Regions from separate parts of the Mus musculus genome. Here region 2 is linked to region 1. Evidence: chromatin loops called from intact Hi-C (ENCODE). Cell type or tissue: left cerebral cortex. All regions are shown on one strand. Each heading gives the region's core, and the rest is flanking DNA. Links, peaks and the distances in the headings are about the cores only. Region 1 has its middle 12 kb from the start of Gm38753. Region 2 holds the start of Tex26 (testis expressed 26).

Region 1 (4,387 bases), core at 80-4,079:
GCTCAATGGTCCTGCTCATCAAAGCATTTCCCCAGCGAACACACAGTGGAGGGAATTTAAATTCCATCTTGATGGAATTTGAACCAAAGCACACTGCCCAGTGTCACTTTATACGCTGTGAATCATCAAGCCAGCTACGAATACCTCGAGGGGTCCTTGCCGTTGTTCAACATAAATCAGTAAAATGACAGGCAATTGACTCTGAAGACAGCTTTCACATGGCTGAGAGGCTGGAGCTGCTGGAAGCAAATGAGGGCATTTTTCTGTAAACCACTTGTGATTAGCGCCAGAATAAACAGTAGATTGGGCTTTATCCTCCACACCACACTCCCCTCCTGCTCTGGATCTCTCATTAGGCGGAAGTGAACACTTCCCTCAGTGTTGGGAGTGGGGGTTGGGGGTTGTCAGTGGGAAGAAGCAAGTTTGTATCTCCACACCTGATGAGTACTTCTGACTTCCCCCCCAGAAGGAAAAGAAGAAATAGACTTGATTTGACTTTTTTTTTTTCCTATGAAGACATAAAATAAGGGCGAGAATCAGACCGACCCTTCGATGCAAAAGCTTGTCGCTGTGCTATGATGCCCTATCACGGCGCCTGCCAGGGCTTAGAATTTCCCTTAATAGAAAGGAGCGTGTTTGAGAGATTGGCACCTGGCAGCAGTGTCTCATGATGTTACAGGCTTATATTCTTTGTAAAGCATTTAATTAATTAATTAATTAATTAATTTAATGTATATGAGTGCACTGTCGCTGTCTTCAGACACACCAGAAGAGGGCATAGGATCCTATTACAGACGGCTGTGAGCCACCATGTGGTTGCTGGGAATTGAATTCAGGACCTCTGGAAGAGCAGTCAGTGCTCTTAACCACTGAGCCATCTCTCCAGCCCCTCCACTTATATTCTTAAAGACACCAGGAAGGTGGCAATGTTAAGCTGATGGAGGCACTGTCTAAGGAGATCTGACGCCAACCTGTGCCACCACGGCCTCCTGGGCCAAATGGCCCCTTAGGTTGTTGTGTCAACTGATTTTCTCCAACAAGAGTCAGGTTTTCCACGAAAAGCATCAAGTGTGCCAAATCAAGTAAGTCTGTAAACCCAGAGGACACAGCCTGCCTGTGATCCAAAATCTGAACTGACACACGCCCTCTGCCACCTGATAAGCTGGGAGTCATCAAGCTAACTACAAATACCCAAGGGCTCCTTCATTTAGAATCTTCCAGACTCATGTGACTATACATAGTAGGACTTTCGGCTATGTAAAAGGTGAGACAGACAGACAGACAGACAGACAGACAGAAATTGCATAGACTTCCTCAGTAAGCAAAGCCTTATCTAGGAAGTACAAAACCTTCTAGCTCCTCAGATCTAGTTGTCTTCTTGGTTTGTTGTAAAATCTTGACTTAAAATCTTCCATGCTACAACTGAAACCACTTACGAAGGTTTAATCGATAGGAACGAATCAATGGACCTGAAATGTCTTATTGCTCTCCCCCCACCCTCACCCTGGATGCCCAGAAGCCACATGAGAATGCCAGAGTCAGCTGCCATCTGCCAGGAGAAAGCCCTGGTGACTGTCTTGGGGCCCCATTCCTCCGAGGCAGCTGTGATGAGGCATGAATTGATCCTGGTGGCCGAGATCAGGTCCTGGGAGCTTTGAACTTGTTTCAGTTTGGGCTGTCTGTGCTCCCTGGGGTCCTGCCCTAGGGAGGGCAGGTCATGGCTGGACGCAGGGAGGTCAGCACCGCCCTGCTGTTGAGTGAGGGACTGGAACCACTTTCCTCTCGGGAGACTGTGTCGCTTTCTTAACTGTTCTAGACTGGAGTGTCTCTGTTTCCAAGTTTGAGGTTAGAATTGGGCTTTTGGTGTTGGGGCAAGGATGAAATGGAAACTTCTAGGTCAGTGCTCAGCTCCAGACCAGCTTGTGGGGAGTGCAGGAAGGCTGGGTCAGTGGTCATGGCCGGGAGGGAGAGTGCAGAGCCCTCCTGAGTAACTTTGTGGTTGGCAGAGTTTCAGGCCTGCCTGGCGTTTGCTTTTTCCTTTGGGAACATGGGAGCAGCCCTGCCTCATTGGAGAAACAGTGAGTTAGGCACCATACTGTCTGGGCTAGTGGCCCAGGTGTGTCCTGAGTGGGTGTGGCCCATGGGAATGAGAACACTGGGCTGTGTGAAGGGAACCTACAAGTGTCAAAGGCAGCTGGGACCAGGAAGCAGCATCAGACAGCGCAATTCCTTCCCGCTCGCTTGCTGGGCTTGTCCAAAAGGAGCATCTGTTTCTTTTCCCCACTTTGGATGCCTTTGCACTCCAACCCAGCAATGCCTGCAAGCAACAGCAAACACACACAGGGGAACAGCATTGTTGTGGGACTGGGCCGGTGTGACTCACTCTACCTCGGTTTCCCGGGTCCGGCGGCTCCAAGTCCCAATGTAGAAATAGAGTACGGAGCAATATGTTGTTTTGGTAGAAAGCTATGGGTTTTTAGTCTGGAATGTCTGTCGCCAGGGCCCATCCAATTAACTCGCTTGTCGGGAAATCAGAATAAATAGCTCCGAGGAGGCGATCCAGGCTCTCCATGGCCTTTATTTCTTGTTCCTCTTCCAGGTTAGGCAGGTCTGCAGTAACCAGGCCAGAGAAGGAAAGAATACATGGCTTCATTCTGCCTTTGCCTTGCAGGAAAGAAAGGGGGTCGATCCCGTGCGTTTTTGAACTAGGGGATTCGGGCCAGCTGTGTCTTGTGGTAGTGATAGGTCAGGAACAGGCTTGGAGGAGATGGTACCCTCCTCCACAGAGAAGGCGCCATGCATTCTGGGTCAGCTGTGTTGATTGGCACCTTGGGTGGCGATGTGTCCTCAAGGGTACCAACTATTCTGCGGAGCTTGGCAGCTTTGGGCAGTCCCTGTGAGAGATCCTATCCCACTGTCTGGTCAAGACCTTCAGGAGAGCGGCAATCTGTATTGGGGCAGTGGGTGTGCTGTGTGGGTTCCCAGGGTCAGCACCCAAGGATGGGGCTTTTATCTGTAGCATTCCTTTACATAGGATACTTGCAGAGGAATGCTGTGGATAATACTCTGGTCATCCCTGCATCTGTCGATCATTGTCACAGGGAGATGGAAGCCAAAGCCATTTATTTGCATAGGTAGCCTGCCTTCTCTGGGTCTGAAGGAATCTACAGCTTTGTGCAGCAAAAGGGACAGCTGATGGCGGGTGTGTGTGTGGGGGGGGGGGGGTTGTTTTCAACTGTCCTTGAGCCAGGCCATCCAGTATGCTTCTCACACACTCTCTCCGTAATCTCAGAGACCCTGCCTCTCTTTTCCCAGTCTCACCCCTAAGACCTTGCAGGAGTGTTTCCTCAATGGTGATGGGAGGCAAAGAAGCGGTTGGACCTCTGCTCTCTGCGGCAAAGCACCTCAAATAATGATGCCTGTGAGCAGAGAGGGGCATGCCTGCTGTCTGAGGCTCCCTGCTCATGGCAGGCGGGAGTCAAAGGCTCTTTCTTCAAGGACTGCACATTAAGTTTGTCTTTGTGCTTCTAGCTGCTTCCATTTCAAAGGCTCTGTCAGCGAATCCAGGGAGTCATTCCTGGACCCATCGGGCGTCTCCATGGTGACAGCTAAGCAGGCCTGAGGGAGAGAGGCACTTTCCCACAAGTTCCCTTTTCTGATTTTTTTTCTTATTTTTTTTTTTTTCAGTAGTGACTGTGGCTGAAAATTGAGCTTAAAAAATATGATAAAATAGGAACTCCCTAAGCTATTTTTTAAAGCCCACTGTACATAAATATATACGTGTCATTACCAGCCTCAGTGGGGTCTAACATAGCCTGAGAAACAAGACTGATCTCTCTCTCTGTGTCTCTCTCTCTCCATGTCTCTCTGTCTCTCTCTGTCTCTCTTTCTCCCTGTCTGTCTGTCTCTCCCTCTCTGTGTCTGTCTGTCTGAAGAAGAGAAGGAGTCCACTTTTCCCATTCCCTTCCATGTACAGCCTCTGGTGAACTGCTATGGTCTGTTTGCCCAGGCCTGCAGTCCCCCCCCTCCCCCATCCCCTGCCCCCTGAGAATGAAAAGCATGTCAACCAACCACTGCATCAGTAGCAGAGGTTGACCAGGACGTTGTAATTGTCCTCTTCTTGTTTGGCAGACCCACCAGAATAACTGCTGTATTCTTATAACACCCCCAGTGGCCACATGCATAGACGAGTCTTCATGCAGTACACTGGGAGAGTCGTTGCTGGTTGGTGTCACTGGGCAAACATCAGAAAGGGTTCTTGTGCAAACCTAGATTCCACAGGCCAGTCTCCTCACATGGTCCATTTATAGTCAGGAGGCTGCCGTAGATGGTAACAGTCTAAGGGTACTGCTAGAGAGCTCTACTTCCATATTCCCCAGAGTTCCCA
Region 2 (4,387 bases), core at 273-4,272, 61 kb after region 1:
AGGCAGGCTGTCAATCACCTTCTAAACAAGGTTCCAGAAATGTCCATTGTGCATTTCCTGTCTTCTCTTTCTAAGAGCAAGTGGTAGCCATGTTCTCATCTGGAGGCATTCAGTAGTAACTAAGAACCTGCTATGTGGCCAATAGTCAGGCAGTTGCCAAGATTATGAACATGAAATACCCTTTGCAGTCAGTGATTAATACATAGTTTCTTGTGTTGTGAGGGGGTCCCATAAGTGAACCAGAGAGCTACAATCAATAATCAGTCAATCAATCAATCTGACAACACTACAAGGTTTCTGGATGTTCAATGCTAACTGGTAATTCAAAATCAAATCAAGCAAGCTCAGAGTGTTTATTATATAGAGTTGAACAGAGGAGTGAGGTTACTGTGTATAGCGGAACAAGAAGACCAGGGTATTACATCGAGATAAAAGGGATGCAGGGTTTATGGTATTCAGCTAGACCACAGAGACAAGACTAGGTCATGGTATCCCGGAAGAAAGCTATGGTGGACATTTTGACACACGCTGTCCACATCCCCACTAAAGAACTGGGATCCTTGATGCAGTCCTTCCCATTTCCCTTTGAGTCTCACTTAGGAATGCTCCTTTCTTTCTTTTTTTTTTTTTAATTGCTATTTGATTTGCTGTCCTGAATTTTATAAAAACATTTTAAGTGAGTTTTGGCTTGGGATCAGGGCAGAACTTCCAAGTGTTTTTTGAAGTGGTCCTAAGCACATTTCTGACCTTTTGTGCCAGGCATTTATCCAAAATGGTCTTCCAAGTACTGGTGATTATAGGAACCAAAATATTGATGGATTCTGAAAAGCCCCGAAGATGGTCTCATATTCAGCATCTCCTATTCAGCCGAGATTTAATTATTTATGTAAGATAAACAGGTCATCTCATTAATATGCAACCTCAATAATATGACGTCTCATTAATATGCAAATTTGCTTCATATCTTTCATAGATGGTAAAATTGTATGCACAGCAATGAATTGCTTTTTAAAATAAAGCTCCTCATGGTTCATTATCAATAAACATGTGACCTGTGTATTTGTCTTATATACCTTATATACTCTAGCTGGCATAAAAATTTCTCAGGCACAGTGTGATCACAAGTGGAAAAAAATTAAAAGCCACACTCTAACATGTATAAGTGGGTAGGATCAGCCGGCCAGTGTACAGTAACAAAGTGGCATCCTATGATTGGTACTAGGAATATAGTTTGGGATTTTTTGTATTTATTAAAAATAAGGTCTGGTGTAACCCAGGCTGCCCCTGGACAAACTATGTAGTGGAGGATGACCCTGCTGCATCCATTATCCCTCTGGACTCTCCGTAATTAGCCTGTGCCCAATGTTTCCCTGAAGTAACTAGACACTAGCTTAGGATGCTCTGGGTTGACCTCACACAGACCTGATGCCGAAACTTTTACCTTTCCCTTATACCACATCTTTCTCATCCTTGAGTGTAGTCGCTGTGTCCTACAGATTTCCATGCCAACCTTGCCCAATTTTGCTTACATTGAAAATTATGAATGGACACAAATTTGCGGTTGGGCGTCTGTCTGTCTGCTTCTGGGTTTTTAATATTCGGGGTATTTAATATTTTGAGACAAGGCATCTCTTTCCAGGGTTGGGCTCCTGCCTTAGCCTCCTGAGTTCTCGGATCACCGGTGAGCACCAGTATACCAGGCTAAAATAAACTTTTTTTTTCCAGCCTTTTCCAGTTTGCTCGTATTTGCCAATACATAAAACAATGGCATAGTATTGCAAGGACCAGAGCAGTGTCTCTCCACCTTCCTAATGCTGCGACCCTTTAATATAGTTCCTCATGTGGTGGTGACCCCCCCCCCAACTACAAATTGTTTGGTGGCTACTTCATAACTGTAATGTTGCTACGGTTATGAATTGTAATGTATAATGGTAACATCTGTGTTTCCTGATGGTCTTAGGTGACCCCTGTGAAAAGTTCGTTCGACACCCCCCACCCCCAAGGAGTCGTAGTCCATAGGTTGAGAACTATTGGATTAGGGCACTCCATGAAAGTCAGGAATCAGCGTGATGCGCTCACCCTCTGGGTCCAGGGGCGGAGACTGAGGCGTCTCCATAGCGACGCTTCACAAAGGCACGCGCAGAGGGTGGGGCGCAGAGCGGAGTACTACTGCCTTGTCAGGGCGGGAAGGCGACCTTTTGGGACAAGATGGCCCGGTATAGGAACAAGGTTTCGTGCCCTGCTCAATGTGACCCCAAGCTCCAGTCAAGTAAGACTGCCCACGCTGCGGGTCTGCGGGGCGTGGTGTGCTGTGTGTGCGGTGGAGTTGTTTTAAATAAGGCAGTTTTTTTTTCCCCAAGGGCATCAATCGTGAGAGGTTTGCCTCGCTTTTAGAGATGGCAGGGAGGCGCAAGTGAGTCAGGGAGAAAGATCAGCTGTCCAAAATCACACTCCTGTCCAGCCCTTTATACTCCCCTCTCTAAAACTCTGGGGTGTCCCTTTAAATACTTAAGGAAACCCCTGAGGAGACATGATAAAGCCACAGCTAGTGTCCTTCCAAGGACAACAGAGCCGAAGACAAATGAACAGAACTGGGGACGTAATGGAGGGAGAGAAGGAGTCTGGCTGGTTCTTTAAGTCGCAAACAGCAAATTCAGTGGGGCGGGAGGGAGGGGAGGGGCGGGATCAGCCGGCCAGGGCTGCTCTGTCTGCAGACTGGGCTGGGAGCTGAGCCCTTTTCAAAGGCGCTCTGCCAGGTGACAGATGGAGAGCCTTGCTCTGTGGTTCTGCTTGCGGCGGCGGCAGCGGGTTTACCAGCTCAGCGTTTTGCGTTGGTGAAGAGACATCACCTCCCCTGGCTGTTAGTTGCGACTCGAGTAGCATTATTACTGAGTGCACAGTCAGCGTATCCATCCCTTCGGAGCAATAATGGCCGGCTGCAGCCGTCTAGCCGAGCTGGCTAAGGGGCTGTGAGGATTCTTTAGAATGATGCTCCTAAGAGAACAATGAAGTGGGTGTTTACATTCCAATCTAGTTCTCTGTAAACGAAGAGTGGAAAGCTGGAGTGTGTGTGTGAGGGGGGAGGGCGGGAAGGAGCGTATTCAGTTAAAAAAAATGTTAAATGTTTTCAGATTCTATAGGACGGCGAGGTCAGGAGATGGAGGAGGGAAAAGCTCCCAGGATCCCCAAGGGCACTCCTTAATTTCCATTTCCCTTTTTCTAAACACTCTGTCTGTCAGGTATTTTCCTAGGCCAGTAGTCTCCTTCCTTGTCTGGAACAGATAAGAGTTAGGATTCCTCCTCTTACGGAATTGATCACGTACCCCAGGACTTCCGGTGCTGCACAAACTGCCAGGGACTCTACTGTCTACACTCAGTACCCAATGCCAAATGTTCAGACTGAACTATCCCGCTCTTGATCAGGCAGTTTCCATGCATGGCCCAGAGGCCCCTGTGCCTCAGTGTGGACAAAAATCACCTTCCTGTCCTCCTTGGAACCTTCCAGAAGTTGAGAGTACAATGAAGAGGGCCCAGGCTGTTAGAGAAGGAGCCCTTGATTGGTTACAGATCTCTTTTGTTCAGCCCTCACCTGCTGGGTCATCTGCCCCTTCAGCCTTGGGTCTGTCACAGCCACAATCCCATCTTCCATTGCTGCTAAAGTCACCCTCCCAAGAAGAGTGTGAGATATGTCATCTCTAATCTTTGTCCCCAAAGAAGAGACAGCTGATGCCTGCTGTTGAGTCACTCCTGAGCATAAGTGAGCAATCCTGGGCTATTGTCCTCTTGTCACAGCTGCTATACAAAAGCACAGAGTCCTGGCTTAAAACATTAAGTTATAGCCGGGCGCGGTGGCTCATGCCTTTAGTACCAGCACTCGGGAGACAGAGGCAGGTGGATTTCTGAATTCAAGGCCAGCCTGGTCTACAAAATGAGTTCCAGGACAGCCAGGGCTATACAGAGAAACCCTGTCTCGAAAAACAAACAAACAAACAAACAAAAAAAAAAAACAAAACACACACACACAAAACCATTAAGTTATGTGCTCACTAGCCAGCTCTAGGTTCTAAGTGCAGACAGTAACTTTTTTTTTTTTTTTTGGACCGGGTCTCACTGTGTAGCCGTGGCTAGCCTGAAACTCTCTATGTAGATCAACCCGATCTCAAACTCATAGAGACAAGGCTGCCTCTCCTGCTCGAGTGCTGGGATTCAAGGCTTATGTCACTACATCCTGATTATTTACAGGACCATGAACACCAGGGATAAGTCACCATGGTTACCAGGGTAAGGCTTTATGAGGTAGCAGCCTTGGCAGCCAGACTGTTTTCTTCACTCACAGTGGGTCGTTTGCTGTGCCTCAGACTCTTGACTTCACATCTCAGTTCCCCTG

Evidence for each region. Peaks named below come from ENCODE experiments on the same cell type or tissue, not always from the same donor. Only the 100,000 strongest peaks of a DNase experiment are listed, where the experiment ranks them.
Region 2: a loop joins it to region 1, with 2.0 times the contacts of the local background. A loop is called at or near these places in 2 of 42 quality-filtered maps.

The regions. Positions count from the first base shown.
Region 1 is chr5:149,377,208-149,381,594 of GRCm38, forward strand. It overlaps a transcript of Medag not described here. Among named protein-coding and RNA genes, the nearest start is that of Gm38753, 12 kb to the left of the region's middle. In left cerebral cortex, for the core only: no CTCF peak of the experiment used is centred there; DNase peaks (open chromatin) are centred at 2,368 and 3,575; H3K27ac peaks cover 1,384 bases.
Region 2 is chr5:149,437,519-149,441,905 of GRCm38, forward strand. Tex26 (testis expressed 26) reads left to right here and starts at 2,142. Exons shown (of 7, transcript NM_029464.2): 1 at 2,142-2,269. The coding sequence starts at 2,209. In left cerebral cortex, for the core only: no CTCF peak of the experiment used is centred there; DNase peaks (open chromatin) are centred at 2,189, 2,369, 2,791 and 3,734; H3K4me3 peaks cover 1,200 bases; H3K27ac peaks cover 1,317 bases.